Regions from separate parts of the Homo sapiens genome. Here region 2 is linked to region 1. Evidence: read pairs that join two places in POLR2A ChIA-PET (ENCODE). Cell type or tissue: A673. All regions are shown on one strand. Links, peaks and the distances in the headings refer to the core of each region. The heading gives the core; the rest is flanking DNA.

Region 1 (7,909 bases), core at 2,272-4,771:
CTTGACTCCACCCACCTCATTCCATAGTCCTCTTTCCAGTCTTCAACACCCCTCCCCAAAATCCCAAGGCCACTCACCTTGGGAGCCAGGAACTGAGAAGATTTATTCACCACCCACTTGGGTAAGGAGCCTGTGAGGGCAGGGAAGGGAGGAAGCAGCCTCAGGGACCCAGCCCCTCCGCCCCTGACAAAAGCCCCACCCTCTGCCCAGAGCTTCCAGGGAGGCCACTGTCTTCCCCATGAGGAGGAGGTGTGTGAGGCAAGTCCTACAAGCCTTTACCCTCACTCCCTTCCACCTCAGACCGAAGTCCTCAGGCTTAGCTCTGTCCCCCACTTTCCCTCTGCCCAGCCTCAAAGATTACGTGGAAGAAAACCACAGGGTCCTAGGTAAGCACAGGCTATACATGGGTGGAAACTCTGACCCACCCTGCTGCACCTGCTGCCTCACTCAATCACACTGACATCCCTTCTCAACCTAACCTCCCTCCCAGGAATGCCCCTGACGCTCAGCCCCTCCCCTGCCTGTCCTTCCAAGTCCTCCCCTGACCACACAGGCCTCTGGCTGAGCACCCCAGCCTGGCCTGACCTGGAATCCACTGCCCAGCTCTCCACCCTATCTCATTCCCAAGTGTCCACTCCACCTCTGACACCCAACACAATGAGGTGCCGGGGGAGTGCTAGGCCTGGACCACTGTGCGCTCTGGGGCTTGAAGCATTTCCAGGCAAGGATGCTCAAGGCTTCCCCATCCTCTAGTCATTCACTCACTCACTCACTCACTCACTCCATGTTCACTGTGACACCCACCCTGGGCCAGCCCTGGGGACCCAGAGAGGAACTCACTGGGGGCCCAACAGGAGCCGACTGTTCTACTAGAGGGGAATGGACTACAGAACAGGGAGCCAGTGACTCCCCTGAGTGTCAGGGATCAGGAGGTGACACCCACAGCACCCCTGGAGGGGCGAGGAGGGGAGGCTTCGGGGAAGGGCTGCCTGGGCACAGAAGTGGGGATGGGTGAGGTGTGAGAGACACCAGGAGACCTGGGACAGGGCTTAGGCTTTTCTTGGAGGGCAATGGAGAGCCACAGAGTAACTTCAAGCAGATGAGAGTCATGAGGAGATAAGTGTTTTAGAGAAATTCCTCTGGCCGCTGTTATACACAGACAAGGTAGTTGGTATGGAGAGAAATGCCAGACTCAGGAACTGCCGAGGAGGAGGCAGAATCAATAAGAATCAGTGACGGGGGCTAAGCGCGGTGGCTCACGCCTGTAATCCCAGCACTTTGGGAGGCCAAGGTGGGTGGATCACAAGGTCAGGAGTTCGAGACCAGGCTGGCCAACATGGTGAAACCCCATCTCTACTAAAAATACAAAAAGTTAGCTGGGGGTGGTGACAGATGCCTGTAATCCCAGTTACTCGGGAGGCTGGGGCAGGAGAATCATTTGAACCCGGGAGGCAGAGGTTGCAGTGAGCCGAGATTGCACCATTGCACTCCAGCCTGGGAAACAAGAGTGAAACTCTGTCTCAAAAAAAAAAAAAAAAAAAAAATCAATGGCTGGATTTGGCTGAGGAAGAGGGAGTGACCCCAAATGATGGCAGGTTCTGGGCATGGGTGACTGAAAAGTGGAGACTTAGGGCAAGGGGCAAGTTAGGAGGAAAGATGGCGAGTTCCCCACTGGACACAACGAGGCTTAGGTGCCTGGAAGACATCCGAAGGGAGATGTCCAGGTGGCCGATGGCCACAGGAATCTGAATCTCAGCTGAGAGAGACATGGCCACTTGTGACAGAAGCCACAGGGGTGGCTGAGCCATCCCCAGGGAGAGAAGACTAAGGCCTAGAAAACCCAGGCATCCAGGACAGGCAGAGGGAACAGCCAGTGAGCAGGGAACAAGGCAGAGCATGGGGACGGCAGAGCCCAGGAAAAGTGCTCCCAGCTTCATCAGTGGGGCAGTGGCACCTCCCTGGCCCACTCTTTTCAAACCACTGTAAAGTCCCAAGCCTTGGTTCAAGGAAGGCTTTGGATGGAAATGCCCCAAAATGCAAAACAGCTCCTAACAGATGCCCTTCTGGATCCCTAGTAGATCAGGCCCCACCCCTGTGGTATAGGGAAGGATCCCATGATAGGCTGCCAGGGCCAAGCCCTCACCTTTGGGGTCCACCTGGGCCAGGTAGGTGATGACGCAGCTCTTGGGCCCTGTGCTCTGGATGAGGTAGCCCGTCTGGATGGACACAGCTCGGACCAAGTCTTTCCGAGGTGGGTATTTCTGGGGATGGAAGGCACAGGGAGGTGAGACTCGGGGTGGGGGCAAAGAAGATGTTTTTGTGAGTATACACAAACGCGCACGCGCACACACACATACAGTTAATTCACATGCCGTGACATCTGTTACAGATCAGTCCTGATTCTGGGTGCAGAGAAAGGGAAGAACCAGAGTAGGTCATCCTAGCCCCTCTTGAAGCTTTTCCTGTTCCCCTCAGAAAAGCCCCCAGTCTGGGGTCAGGGCTCATGAGCACATATGGGCACTCACAGACACACACACTCACCCTTGCCCAGGCCAGCTATACCTGCCTGTCCTTGCCCAGGGAGATCAAGGTGGCTTAGCCTCAGGGAGGACCAGAGGACCCTGCCTCTCACCTCTTGTTCCTCATTTCCCTGTCCCAGAGCCCAACCAATCGAAGTCAGCCCATCCCACCCACTTGCCACAGAGGTGGCCACACTGCCCTCTCCTGATCTGCTCAAGAGACCCAGCAGGGAGAGAGGAGCCATTATCCTCACTGTACAGGAAGGAAACTGAGGGCCAGTGGGCCCATGCCTGCCCGAAGTCATATTGAAGTCATGGTGGCAGCCTCAGCCTTGCGCTGCCTGACCCTCTCCCCTGCTCCACCGCAGGGAAGGCAGGTTGACTCACGGGATGTTTGACTGAGTAGTTCATAATGATGTAATCAGCGCCCATGGGGAGCCAGGAGCGGAGGGTGATGACATCACGGTTCTTCAGGGGCTTGGGACACCTCCCTGTGGGGGGCAAGGGACAGTTCAGCCAGACCACTGGTCCACCTGCCTACAAGGGAGGGTGTGGCAGAGGCCAGAGATGCAGGGATGCCTAATTAACTGCCAGCTCTCCAGTGCAAAGATACACCTCCCTCCCAGACCACAGTCCCACAGCTGGAGCCAGAAAAGAGACAGGGCAAGACCTGTCCCTACTGTCTCCAGCCAGCCCTGCTCCTTACAGCCTCACATAGCCCTTACATTGTTGGCCTGGCTGGTTTGTCTACGTGAACGTGAGTGTACAAGAGAAAAACAGTATGAGTGTGCATGAAAATGTGTGCCTGGGACTATGTGGCATGTGGGTGGGGGCTGTGTGCCTGATTGAGTGTATGCCTATGTGTGTATGTATATACGTGAACATGTGAGTGCATATGTATTTGTAAGTGTATGGGTGTGTGCCTAAGGGTCTAGGAGTGGACAGGGAGGGCAGCTCTATCTCTCAGCACTCAAGTCTCCGAGCAGCTTGGTCATGTGAGTAACCACAGGAGGGAGGGGGGAAGAGGAGGCTTGGTGGGAGGCCTGGATGGAGGCCAAGGGGACTGGGATCAGCGTGCTACGCCTGCTCACAGGAGTAATAGCCCACGTCAGCGTTGACTGTCAAGCGGGCGATGTCAAAAGTCTCAATGACGTTGCTGTCCCATTTCTTGCGGTACTCAATGTCGTGTAGGACGTCGTAGAGTGTCTCGGCTGGCACATCACAGCACTCCATCCGGCACTGCAGACAAGATATATGGGTTGTCAGGATCATATGGGGCTCAGAGCCTTGGCCAGGGGACCAGAAGGCAGACAGGCAGAGGGGGAGGAAGAGAAAGAGGACAGCAAAGAACAGGGGCCTCTGAAACCAGCATGGACTTCCTTCTTGCCACAAGCCCTGTCCAGCTCCCCAAAAAGCCACCTGTGCCAGGAGACAGACAGCCTCTGTATCCAGAGACCATCTCCCCCGACTCAGCCCAGTCTCCTCCTCCAGGAAGCCTTCCCAGCCAGACCTTCTGGGCTCCCACACAATGCATCTCTATGTCTGTGCCCTCCCAGACCCCTGTGAGCTCCTCGTGGGCAGAGGCTCATGGTTGCTTCAGCCTGGAGCCTGGAATAGCTACATGTTAAATGAAATGAAAGCATAAATGAAAGTCGAATGCCAAAGTGGATGATTTATTTCCTCCCTGGTACTTATCACGCGGCCATACCACCTGTCCTCTTATTTGTGGTTTGTTTGTTTGTTTTTCCTTCAACAAACATCTTTGGATTTTTTTTTTCTTTTTTTGAGATGGAGTTTCGCTCTTGTCACCCAGGCTGGAGTGCAGTGGCGCGATCTTGGCTCACTGCAACCTCTGCCTCCCGGGTTCAAGTGATTCTCCTACCTCAGCCTCCAGAATAGCTGGGATTACAGGCACGTGCCCAGCTAATTTTTGTATTTTTAGTAGAGATGGGGTTTCACCATGTTGACCAGAATGGTCTCAATCTCTTGACCTTGTGATCCACCCACCTCGGCCTCCCAAAGTGCTGGGATTACAGGTGTCAGCCACCACACCCGGCCTGGATTTCTTTCTTTTTTTCATTCATTCATTCATTCATTTATTGAGACGGAGTTTTGCTCTTGTTGCCCAGGCTGGAGTACAGTGGCGTGATCTCGGCTCACTGCAAGCTCTGCCTTCCGGTTTCAAAGGATTCTCCTGCCTCAGCCTCCTGAGTAGATGGGATTACAGGCACCTGCCACCACTCCCGGCTAATTTTTTGTATTTTTAGTAGAGACGGGGTTTCACCATGTTGGCCAGGCTGGTCTCTAACTCCTGACCTTGTGATCCACCTGCCTCTGCCTCCAAAAGTGCTGGGATTACAGGCATAAGCCGCCGCGCCCAGCCTGGATTTCTTACTGTGTATTAGCCTTGCCCTCAAAGAGCTTTCCATCTGGGTAGAAGACGGCCAAGGACACCTTGTTTTATTTAACCCCCTCACCAACAACTCTGTCAGATAAGAAATCCAAGGAGGAACTTGAGGCTCAAAGAGGTTAAGTAACTCGCCCAATGTCACTCAGCTGGTAAGTAGCAGAGCCAGGATTTAACCCAGATCACATGTCTGGAAAGCAAGTAAAATCAGAACGAGGTTTCCCTAGGTTTGCACTCAGTGAGATGAAACTCAATATCCTTGTTCTGTGATTTTTTTTTTTTTTTACCCAAGTGCCCTATCCCCAAGATCAAGTTCCTCTCAGCAAATGGACAAGTTTTCTTGTGTAGTTTAAAAAGATCTCCCAGAACTGGCATTTAGACAGTGCCAAGGGAACCCTCACATAATACTTTTCCACTCACAAGAGGAGATAAGCAACCATATGAGGGAGAGGTCACACTGTCTTCCCCCTCATCCCAGAATAGGCCTTGGCCCCACTAATGGTGGTGGGATGCCGCAGGAAGGACACACCGACACCTGCTAGCTATTCTAGGCACCAAGAAACCCATCACGCCTTGGATATAACTTCAGTTTACAGAAAATACAGAGGACAGAGGAATGAGCTAAGTGACACCACATGAGAATGCAACCAGACAGAGCCAGACAGTGAATCATTCCACGGGACTCCTGGCCCAGGCTCTTCTACTGGTCAACGTAAACAAAGGGGCTGGGTGGGACTGACTGGCAGGACATAACAACCACATGTAAAGTGTGTCTCTGCATTGCAAACTGATTTGGACACACCATCTATAAAGGGGATTTTTGGGACAACTGGAGAAAAGTGAACATGATCAGAGTATCAAATGCACTGAAAATTTACAGAAACAAAATGGTGGAAACTGCTGCCTAAAAAAAGGTTACAAAATAGGTTGGGCGCGGTGGCTCATACCTGTCATCCCAGCACTTTTGGAGGCTGAGACGGGCAGATCACTTGGGGTCAGGAGTTCGAGACCAGCCTGGCCAACCATCTCTACCAAAAATACAAAAATTATCTGGGCGTAGTGGCACATAACTGTAATCCCAGCTACTCAGGAAGCTGAGGCAGGAGAATCGCCTGAATCTGGGAGGTGGAGGTTTCCGTGAGCCGAGATCATGCTGTGTGCTCCAGCCTGGGTGACAGAGCAAGACTCCATCTTAAAAAACAAACAAAAAAAAAGCAGCATAACCTCAATTGGGGGAAAAAAAATATACGCATAGAGGAAGCTCAGGAAGCACAATTGCTAAGGTGTTAACAGTGGAGATCTCTAAATGATAGATAGGAATGTGATGGTTTCATTTTGCTTGTCTGTATTTCTTTTTCTTTTCTTTTCTTTTTTTTTTTTTTTTTTTTTTTTTGAGATGGAGTTTCGCTTTTGTTGCCTAGGCTGGAGTGCAATGACACGATCTTGGCTCACCGCAACCTACGCCTCCCGGGTTCAAGTGATTCTTCTGCCTCAGCCTCCTGAGTAGCTGGGATTATAGGCACCCACCATCATGCCTGGCTAATTTTTGTATTTTTAATAGAGACGGGGTTTCACCATGTTGGCCAGGCTGGTCTCAAACTCCTGACCTCAGGTGATCCTCCCGCCTCGGCCTCCCAAAGTGCTTGGATTACAGGTGTGAGCCACTGTGCCCGGCCACTTGTCTATATTTCTTATTATCTAACATGTATAGTACTAATTCTGAAATAATGAAAACAATTTGGAAAGGTCCCCCAGCAATACTGACAGGTGCACCCACCATGTGCCAGGTATTACACTAAGTGCTTTATACACATTATTTTATTCTTACAGCAGCGCTCTGGGATATTGGCCCCATTATAGGATTAAGAAAAACAAGGTTCAAGGACAGACTCGAGACTGCAATATTGTTTGTGTCACCCTAAACAATTCACCCTCCCTTTCTACCCCATTTACCTTTCTGCTCTATAATGGGGCATAACTAGATCCAACCATTTAATCAGCAGCCCCCAGCTCCAGCCCTGTACTGAGCCCAGAAGAGTCAGAGATGAATTCGAGGCCTGTCTTTGAGAGGTCTGCAGTGAAAGGAGGAGCCCACCTTGGAAATGGGGAGATGTCCTAAAGTGCTCATTGGGGGCATAAGAAGGAAATCAGCTCCATGGGCTGGGTCGGGGGATCAGGCTTCATGGAGAATCTCAGTGCAGGAGGTAGGGGTTTGCCAAGTGCCCCTGGCAGAAAGAACAGCCAGCCAAGGTGCAGAGGCAGGCAAGAGTGTGGCCTGTGGGCAGTGAATGAGTTCCATCTGGCTCAGTCTCCGTGGTGTGGTATAGCCTGCTACTCAAAAGGTCCCTGGTTCTAGGTCTTCTTGGAAAAATGGGTGATTCCAGGGCTGGGTCAGAGAAAGTATAAGATGAGCATGGAACATCTTCTTGTGCCAGGAAGTAAGCAAATACTCAAAGAATGATAGAGATTTTGGACACCGGAACCAGCTTGAAGGGCTCTTCCCCTGGCACAGTGGCCAACTCTTCAAGGTTTACCGAGGACTTCCCCAGTTTTACCACTGCAAGTCTCACATCCTGGGAAATCCCCCAGTCCCAGGCAAGCTAGGACAGTTGATCACTCTACCATGGGCTCAATCTGAGATAAGCTGCATATTAAACTCAATAATGACCATAACTGTAGATATTCCATCGAATAAAATAGGAAACCAAAGTCTATACAGGTATGAATAAACAAGTAAATGGAATGTTTGATGAGGAATGGGGGATTTACATAGTTTTAAAGTAACTTCCCATCAAAATACTTATTAATTACAAAGGGAAAATTAGTCACTTCATAGTAGAGAAGCCTGGCAAATAGCACCTTAATCAAGTGATCAAAGGGAATCTCATTAATCACAGGACAAGTTGCTGTCAGGTGTTGCCTGGTAGGACACAGTGAGAGGAATACAGGTATCACTTCTGTGCTACCTCTGCCACAGAGACAT
Region 2 (7,909 bases), core at 2,387-4,886, 450 kb after region 1:
ATACCAGGGGCCATTAGGCCCTTTTGCAACCTACTAGCAGCGACAGGAGCCAAAGAAGCCACAGAAGTCTTTCCCTGCCAGTTCCATGTAATCCCATGCTGATGGCAAACACCTGGCCAGCGACTTTAGGGGCCAAGGGAAAACTTCCCCTTTGCCCTCTAAATATTTGCTGAAACATCAACTGACCAAAGGCAGATGAATAGGAGAAAAGGCAGACACATTCATTAATGTGCATGAGGGAGAACTATCGAGTGGCGATTCCAAGCCCCCGATGGGGTACAGAAGCTCATATATCCTTTTCATAGGGGAGGGAGAAGATAGGAATGCAGACAATTTTTTGAGGGGTGGTAAATAATTATTAAGGAGAATGAATGGACCAGAAAGACAGAAAAAAAAGGGCAGGTGGACAACAAGACCACAGAGGGCCTTTCTATCCTTTAGATTCAAAGATTCTCCCATTTCAGGACACTCAGATATGGACAGCGGACAGGGGTAGAGGCGGGGCAGTGGGTTGGTGCCTTCCCCACCCTGGGTCAGAGGCTGTCAGAGCCTAGGCCCACCCACTCATGGTGTAACCATGGGTATCCTGGCCACATGCCAACGACATGGTGTTTATGTGGCTCCCGATGAACCTTCCTTCTCCTGAGGGTGGGGGAGCCTGGCCCCTGGGCTTAGGGTACACCTCTCTCTGAACTAAAGAAACATTTCCTGGCAGGGCACAGAGGCTCATGCCTGTAATTTCAGGACTTAGGGATGCTGAGGGGGGGCAGATTGCTTGAACCCAGGAATCTGAGACTAGCCTGGCAAGATGGCAAAAACCCATCTCTACAAAAAAATAAATAGAAAAATTAGCTGGGCATGGTGGGGCACACCTGTAGTCCCAGCTACATGGGAGGCTGGGGTGGGAGGATCACTTGAGGCCAGGAGGTTAAGGCTTCAGTGAGGCATTATCACACCACTGTACTCCAGCTTGGATGACAGAGAGAGATCCTGTCTCAAAACAAACAAACAAAAAAAGTAAAATGAGAAAGAAGAGAAATTTTATATCATGTGCTGGGGGGAAGGGGTTGTCCAAGCTGGGCACTGGGCACACAGAAGATAATTATCAATTTCTGCTTTTGGATAGAGGCAAACAGACCCAGGCCCAGCCCAGGAGGCTTGGTGCTGAGGCAGGGGGACACTTCAAGAATGCAGGAGCCAGAGGAAGGGTCCCAACTCTAGGAACACATGCCCAGGGAATTTGGAGGGCTAATTCTTCCTTCCCTGCCAGTTCCAGGAAGGTCTCCAATAGCCTTTGGGGCCCACACTGGTGGCCTCAGAACAGCTAGGGGTATGCTGAGTCTGCCCGCTATCCAGGCCCCAGATACAGAGTCATGGGCAGCCCGGCTTGTCCTGCTGGACATCAGGAGCGTCACGGCTGCCTCATATGGCCCGTTGGGTAACTGGGAAGAGGCTGACAGTTTGTGGTTGTTGAGTAACCACTGGGCTTCCTGAAACTTCTAGTTTCTTTCAGGACCACTCCCCATCTTCCTCTTTCAGGGCCGGGCTGAGGGCTGGGGAGTATTCGCATGCCCACATTCATTTATCCATTCATTCAACAGTCTCTGCTCACCACCTCCCCTGCTCCTGCCCTGGCCTGGGCTTGGGGGGACCCAGAGAGACGTCCATAGGGTTCTGCCCTCCTGGATTCTCTGGCTCAGACGATGGCCCCATCATATACTCCTGCAGCCAAGGCAGAAATCCAGGCATCAGCCCGGACTCTTCCCTCACGCCCCCTCGTGTGCCCCCTTCTGTTTTCCTGCAGTGCCCTGATGTCCTCTGTTGCATTGTTTATCATCTTTTATTGTAAAGGCTCCAATTGTCCATTTCCCCATCTAGATGCAATGAAGGCAGAGGCTGTGTCTATCTTGTTCCCTGCTGTATTCTGGGCACCTGGCACAGTGCCTGGCACTTAACAGGTGCTAATTAAACACTGTTGATTGAATTACTTAGTCCCTTTGATTCCATTTGCTTGATACTCATTGAATCCATACCCTCCTGTCTCCCCCAGCCGCAGTCTTTGCTCAGATAATTCCACCTGGGCACTGGAGCAGTTTTCTGACTGGGCTGCTTATCTTACCTCCACCATTCAGTCTATTTTCCACATTATAGCTGGAGTGGTCATTCTAAAGTGCCCATCTATCCTACTCTGAATCCTTCCCTGGCTTCCCATTACTTACAGGAACAAGGACACTTTCCTGGGATGATAAAAAAAGGACAGCAGATATGACTGATGAGACTAATCTCCATATCCTGTGAAAATGCTCAAGAAGATATGCAGAAATCCAAAAGCTTGCAGTGATGCTTTAGAAACTAAAGATAAGAGAAGATCACAGGGTAAAGTGCAAGGGAGAAATTGCGCTAACCAGATGGTAGATGGGGCCAGATTGAGAAACACATTCTTAGACAACACACCACCTGCTACTCCCTTTGGAACAGAACAGCATGTGTCATCTGTGCCGTTAACTGACCATGTCTTATCCCCCACCTTTCAAGGCCTTTAAGGACAAAGACCATATCTAATTTATCTTGGTATCTCTGGCACCCGGCACAGGACTTGACACATAGTAGGCACTCAATACATATTTATTGAATGAATCAGAGGATTAAATGAATTAATGAATGAAGAACCGAAGGTTCCAAAGTAGATAAGAGAGACTAATCCCCACTGCCTACACCAGTCTCAGAGACTCAGGGGCAGCAGTGACCAGATGGATGTTTGGTCATGGCTTAACAACACAGAAATTATCTTCCAAGCCGGTCAGAATGATTGAGGGAATGGATTCTGGGATCAGATCATGTAGGTAGTTATGGTTCCACCAGATTTTAGCTGTGTGAGCTTGGACAAGTTATATAACCTCTCTGTGCCTCACCTTGGTCATCTGTAAAATGGAAACAGTAAAAGTACTATTTACAGGAATGTTGTACTGTTTACAGTACTGTTTACAGAAATGTTGTGAGAACTAAATTAATGTGTGTGCATAAATTTAGCACATATGTATTTAGTGTATATATATATACACAAATGCACACACATAATACATGAATTTACATACACAGAGTGCTGTTCAAGTGCCATGATATGATGATGAAAATTCCCCTAATCGACCCCGGTCAGCTTCTTTTTCTGTGTCTACACTGGCTGTCCAATGGTGGAACTGAGACTTCCACAATTATTGAGCTTTACTGCATAAGGTTGAAAGGATCAGGGGGCAGTCCTTAGCCTGGCTTTATTTCCGCCTGATCAAGAGAGAGTGAACAAAAACAATCAATATGGAATCTGTGAGAAGATCTCACAGCACCGGCAGGAAGAAAATTGTCCCGAAGGTTCAGATGAAGAGTTTATTATCTCAGAAATGATTTTCTGTAAGAAAGAATAAAACTCTAAAAGTCATCTGTTTGGTATTCTCAAAACAAACAAACAATCCAGGAAGCTTTGATTTAGTGGTTATTTGCTGAGTACCTCCCAAGTGGGCAAAAGATATGAATAGGCAGTTCATCTAAATGAAGATGCAAATGGCTTTCAAATATATGAAAAGATGGTTGGTCTCACTCATAAGAGAAATGCAAACCACAACTACAGTGAGCTATGATTTCTCACCTATCAGACTGGCAAAAATCCAAGAGTTCCATATGAAAGGTTATGAGGCCATAGGGATTTTACTTTGAGGAATTCGCCCCTCCTTCATTTTCAGCCCTGTTGTTTAGCCGAGATTTCCTCCACTCCAGCTCTGGGGTTGCCCTGCCTGGCTTAAGCTTGCTAATTTCTCATCATCCAGAGATCATTAAAAATTATTAGGCTGGGCACGGTGGCTCATGCCTGTAATCCCAGCACTTTGGGAAGCTGAGGTGGGCAGATCACCTGAGGTCAGAAGTTCGAGACTAGCCTGGCCAATATGGAGAAACGCCGTCTCTACTAAAAATACAAAAACTAGCCGGGCGTGGTGGTGTGTGCCTGTAATCCCAGCTGCTCGGTGGGCTGAGGCAGGACAATCACTTGAACCCAGGAGGTGGAGGTTGCAGTGACCCGAGATTGCGCCACTGCACTCCAGCCTGGGCAACAGAGCAAGACTCCGTCTCAAAAAAAAAAAAATTATTGGGCGACCTTGGGCAAACTACTTAAACATGCTGAGCTTTAGTTTCCTCATCTGTACAATGCAGACAAAAGTAGAGATCCATTAAACACAGCCAGTACAGTGTAAAAAACAGCACCTTCTACTGACTTTGGTAATTTGATAAATATACATTTAAGTATATGTGGTTGACTAATCTAAAGATTTAAAAAGGCCAGGTGCAGTGGCTCACGTCTGTAGTCCCAGGACCTTAGGAGGCTGAGGCAGGTGGATAACTTGAGGCCAGGAGTTCGAGACCAGCCTGGCTAACATGGTGAAATCCCATCTCTACTAAAAATACAAAAATCAGCTGTGTGTGGCAGCGTGTGCTGGTAATCCCAGCTACTCGGGTGGCTGAGGCATGAGAATTACTTGAACCTGGGAGGTGGAGGCTGTAGTGAGCTGAGATCCCACCATTGCACTCCAGCCTGGGTGACAGAGCGAGATCCTGTCTCAAAAGAAAAAAAGGTTTAAAGAATTACAAACTTGATCTTCACCTTCAAAATCATTATAGAAGCTAAAAGCAAGAAAAGCCTAAAAAGTATAGCAAAGAACAAAAAATAAAGCAATAAGGAAGCACAAAAATGAAGCAAAATGAGGCCACATTATTATGAAATATATATAAACAAATTAAGCTAAGTTATTGAAGGCAAATATTTTTATATTCTCATGTTTAAAAACAAAAGTCAACTACATAATATGCTGCTTACAAGAAATACTTAAAATAATACAGAATATCCAAATACATGTATTAAAGATAAACGTGAAAAAAGAGAAAAACAAGTATTAAAAGAATATATGGGGAAGAAATGTTGGAGTAGAAAAACCTTTCTAATTATGACTCAAACTCCAGAAGCCATAAAAGAAGAGATTGGCCAGGTGCCATGGCTCACATCTGTAATCCCAGCACTTTGGGAGGCTGAGGTAGGAGGATCACTTGAGTACAGGAGTTTGAGACCAGCTTGGGCAACATAGTGAGACCTTGTCTCTACAAAAAACAAAACAAAATTAGCTAGGTGTGGTGGTGCACGCCTGTAGTCCCAGGTACTTATGAGGCTGAGGAGAGAGGATTGCTTGAGCCTGGGAGGTCAAGGCTGCAGTGAGCTGAGAAAATGCCACTGCACTCCAGCCTGGGGGACAAAATGAGACCCTGAATAAAAAAAAAATAAAAATAAAAATAAAAGATTGATAAATTAAATCACAGAAAAATTAAAACTTCTATGTTAAAAAAAAGTTACAAACCTAAGTGCTATGATTTGAACATGTCCTCCAAATTTCATGTGTTAGTGACTTAATCCCTAAATTCATTGTTGATTGGAAGTGGGGCCTTCAGGAGGCACTTAGGATTAGACAAAGTCATCAAGGTGGGGCCCACATGATGGGACTGGTAGCTTTATAAGGAGAGGAAGAGAAACCTAAGCTAGCATGCTTGCTCCGTATTGCCATGCGATACCTCTCACCATGTCATGCTACAGCAGGAAGGCCCTCACTAGATGCCTGAACCATGCTCTTGAACTTCCCAGCCTCCAGAATCATGAGCTAAATAAATCTCTATTCTTTATTAATTACCCTGTCTATGGTATTCAGTCATAGCAACAGAAAATGGACTAAGACACTAAGTAAAACCTAAAGACAAATGACAAACTAGGAAAAAATATTTTCAATTCAGGTCACAGACAGAGGGATGAATAATCTTCCTAAAATACAATAAGCTAATGCAAATCAGTAAGACCAACAACTTAATAGAAAAATGGCTAAAGGATATACAGTCATGCACCGCATAGTGATGTTTTGATCAATGATGAACTGCATATACAACAGTGGTCCCATAGGATTATAATACTGTGTTTTTACTGTACCTTTTCTATGTGTAGATATGTCTAGATATACGAATACTTACCATTGTATTACAATTGCCTCTAGTATTCAGTACAGGTACAAGTTTGTGGCCTAGGAGCAATAGGCTATACCATATAGCCTAGGTGTGTAGTAGGCTATACCATCTGGGTTTGTGTTCACGTTCACACAATGATGAAATCGCAAAGTGACACGTTTCTTAGAAAGCATCCCAGTCTTTAAGCAACTCATGACTGTAATGGAAAAGGAAATGGAAATGGATCATAAATTATACTTTTGTTATGAAGATATGCACTCAAAACAAAAAAAAAAACCTGACAAATTAAAACTACACTGAGACATGACTTTTCACCTATCAGACTGGCAAAAATCCAAAAGTTTGATATCACAGTGTTGATGAGGCTATGGAGATACAGGCACTCCCATACACTGCTGGTGGAAGGGTAAATGAATACAATCTCGGTGGCTGACAATTTGACAACAGTTATCACATCTTCAAATGCACAATCCTTTTGATCGAGTAATAAGTTTCTGTGAAATTTTCCTACATATATTTACACCCAAGCAAAAAAATATGTACAAGGCTATTCATTGCAGCATTGTTTGTACTAGCAAAAAATTGGCAACAACCCAAATGTCCACCAACAGAGGACTGGTTAAATACATTATGGTATGACTATACAATGGGATACTATGCGGCCCTTATAAAGAATGAAGAAGCTTCCAATGTACTGACTTGGAAAGATCTCCAAGATACACTGTTAAGTGATAACATGCAAGGGTCAGTGTGTATCTTTATGATACTCTTTTGTGTTTTTTCAAAAAGGAAAATGAGGGAAGCTGAGGCAGATGGATCACTTGAGGTCAGGAGTTTGAAACCAGCCTGGCCAACATGGTGAAACCCTGTCTCTACTGAAAAAAATATATACAAAAAATTAGCCAGGCATGGTGGTGCAAGCCTGTAGTCCCAGCTACTTGAGAGGCTGAGGCACAAGAATCGCTTGAACCTGGAGGGTGGAGGCTGCAGGGAGCCAAGATCACGCCACTGCACTCCAGCCTGGGTGAGAGAGCGAGACTCCATGTTAAAAAAAATTAAAAATAAATAAAAATTAAAAAGGAAAATAAGTGGAAATGTTTGTATTCACACAAAGGAACTCAAGGATACGCAATAAACTAACAAAAACACTTTCCAGGTTAAGAGTGAAGGGAGCAGTGGAAATCAGGCAACTGAATGATGGGGGATGGAGGGAGACATTTCTCTGAATATCTTTTTTTCCTATACTATAACATTTTTGAACCATATATTACTCATTCCAAATTTTAAATAGAAAAGTTAAATGACACAACAAGTTTACATTTGGAAGCACAGACAAAGCTATGCTGGCTAAATGCAAATGAAATAAAGCAGGGGATGGTAGTAGTGATGTAAGAAATATTTTAAAATATGGCTAAAAGCATTAGATGGGACAAAAAGGGGACACTTTTATCTATAAAAATATGTAAGCCATAGTGAGGATGTACTTTTATATATTGAATAACAGAGGATCAAAATAGATGAAATAGCAATAGAAGGAGAGGTTGATATAAACAAAAAAGTAGTGGGAGACACATCATTTTCAGCCTGCTGGGTTATATAAGTGAAAAAGAAATACTGAGGCTGGACGCAGTGACTCATGCCTATAATCCCAGCACTTTAGGAGGCTGAGGCAAGCAGATTGCTTAAGCCTAGGAGTTCAAGACCAGCCTGGGCAATATGGTGAAACCCCATCTCTACTAAAAATATAAAAAATCAGCTGAGTGTGGTGGCACCAGCCTGTAGTCCCAGCTGGGAGGCTGAGCTGGGAGGATCACCTGAGCCTGGGAAGCCGAGGTTGCAATGAGCTGGGCTGGGCAACAGAGCA

Evidence for each region. ChIA-PET counts read pairs that join two places held together with the same protein. Peaks named below come from ENCODE experiments on the same cell type or tissue, not always from the same donor. Only the 100,000 strongest peaks of a DNase experiment are listed, where the experiment ranks them.
Region 2: POLR2A ChIA-PET joins it to region 1 with 19 read pairs; 2 of 35 experiments call an interaction of 5 or more read pairs at or near these places.

The regions. Positions count from the first base shown.
Region 1 is chr11:72,755,624-72,763,532 of GRCh38, forward strand. It overlaps STARD10 (StAR related lipid transfer domain containing 10), which reads right to left. Exons shown (of 7, transcript NM_006645.3): 3 at 3,611-3,758; 4 at 2,907-3,010; 5 at 2,144-2,261; 6 at 78-130. Among named protein-coding and RNA genes, the nearest start is that of ARAP1, 7.2 kb to the left of the region's middle. RefSeq lists an enhancer at 7,230-7,439. In A673, for the core only: no CTCF peak of the experiment used is centred there; a DNase peak (open chromatin) is centred at 3,578.
Region 2 is chr11:73,203,420-73,211,328 of GRCh38, forward strand. No RefSeq gene overlaps it. Among named protein-coding and RNA genes, the nearest start is that of P2RY2, 11 kb to the right of the region's middle. In A673, for the core only: no CTCF peak of the experiment used is centred there; no DNase peak of the experiment used is centred there.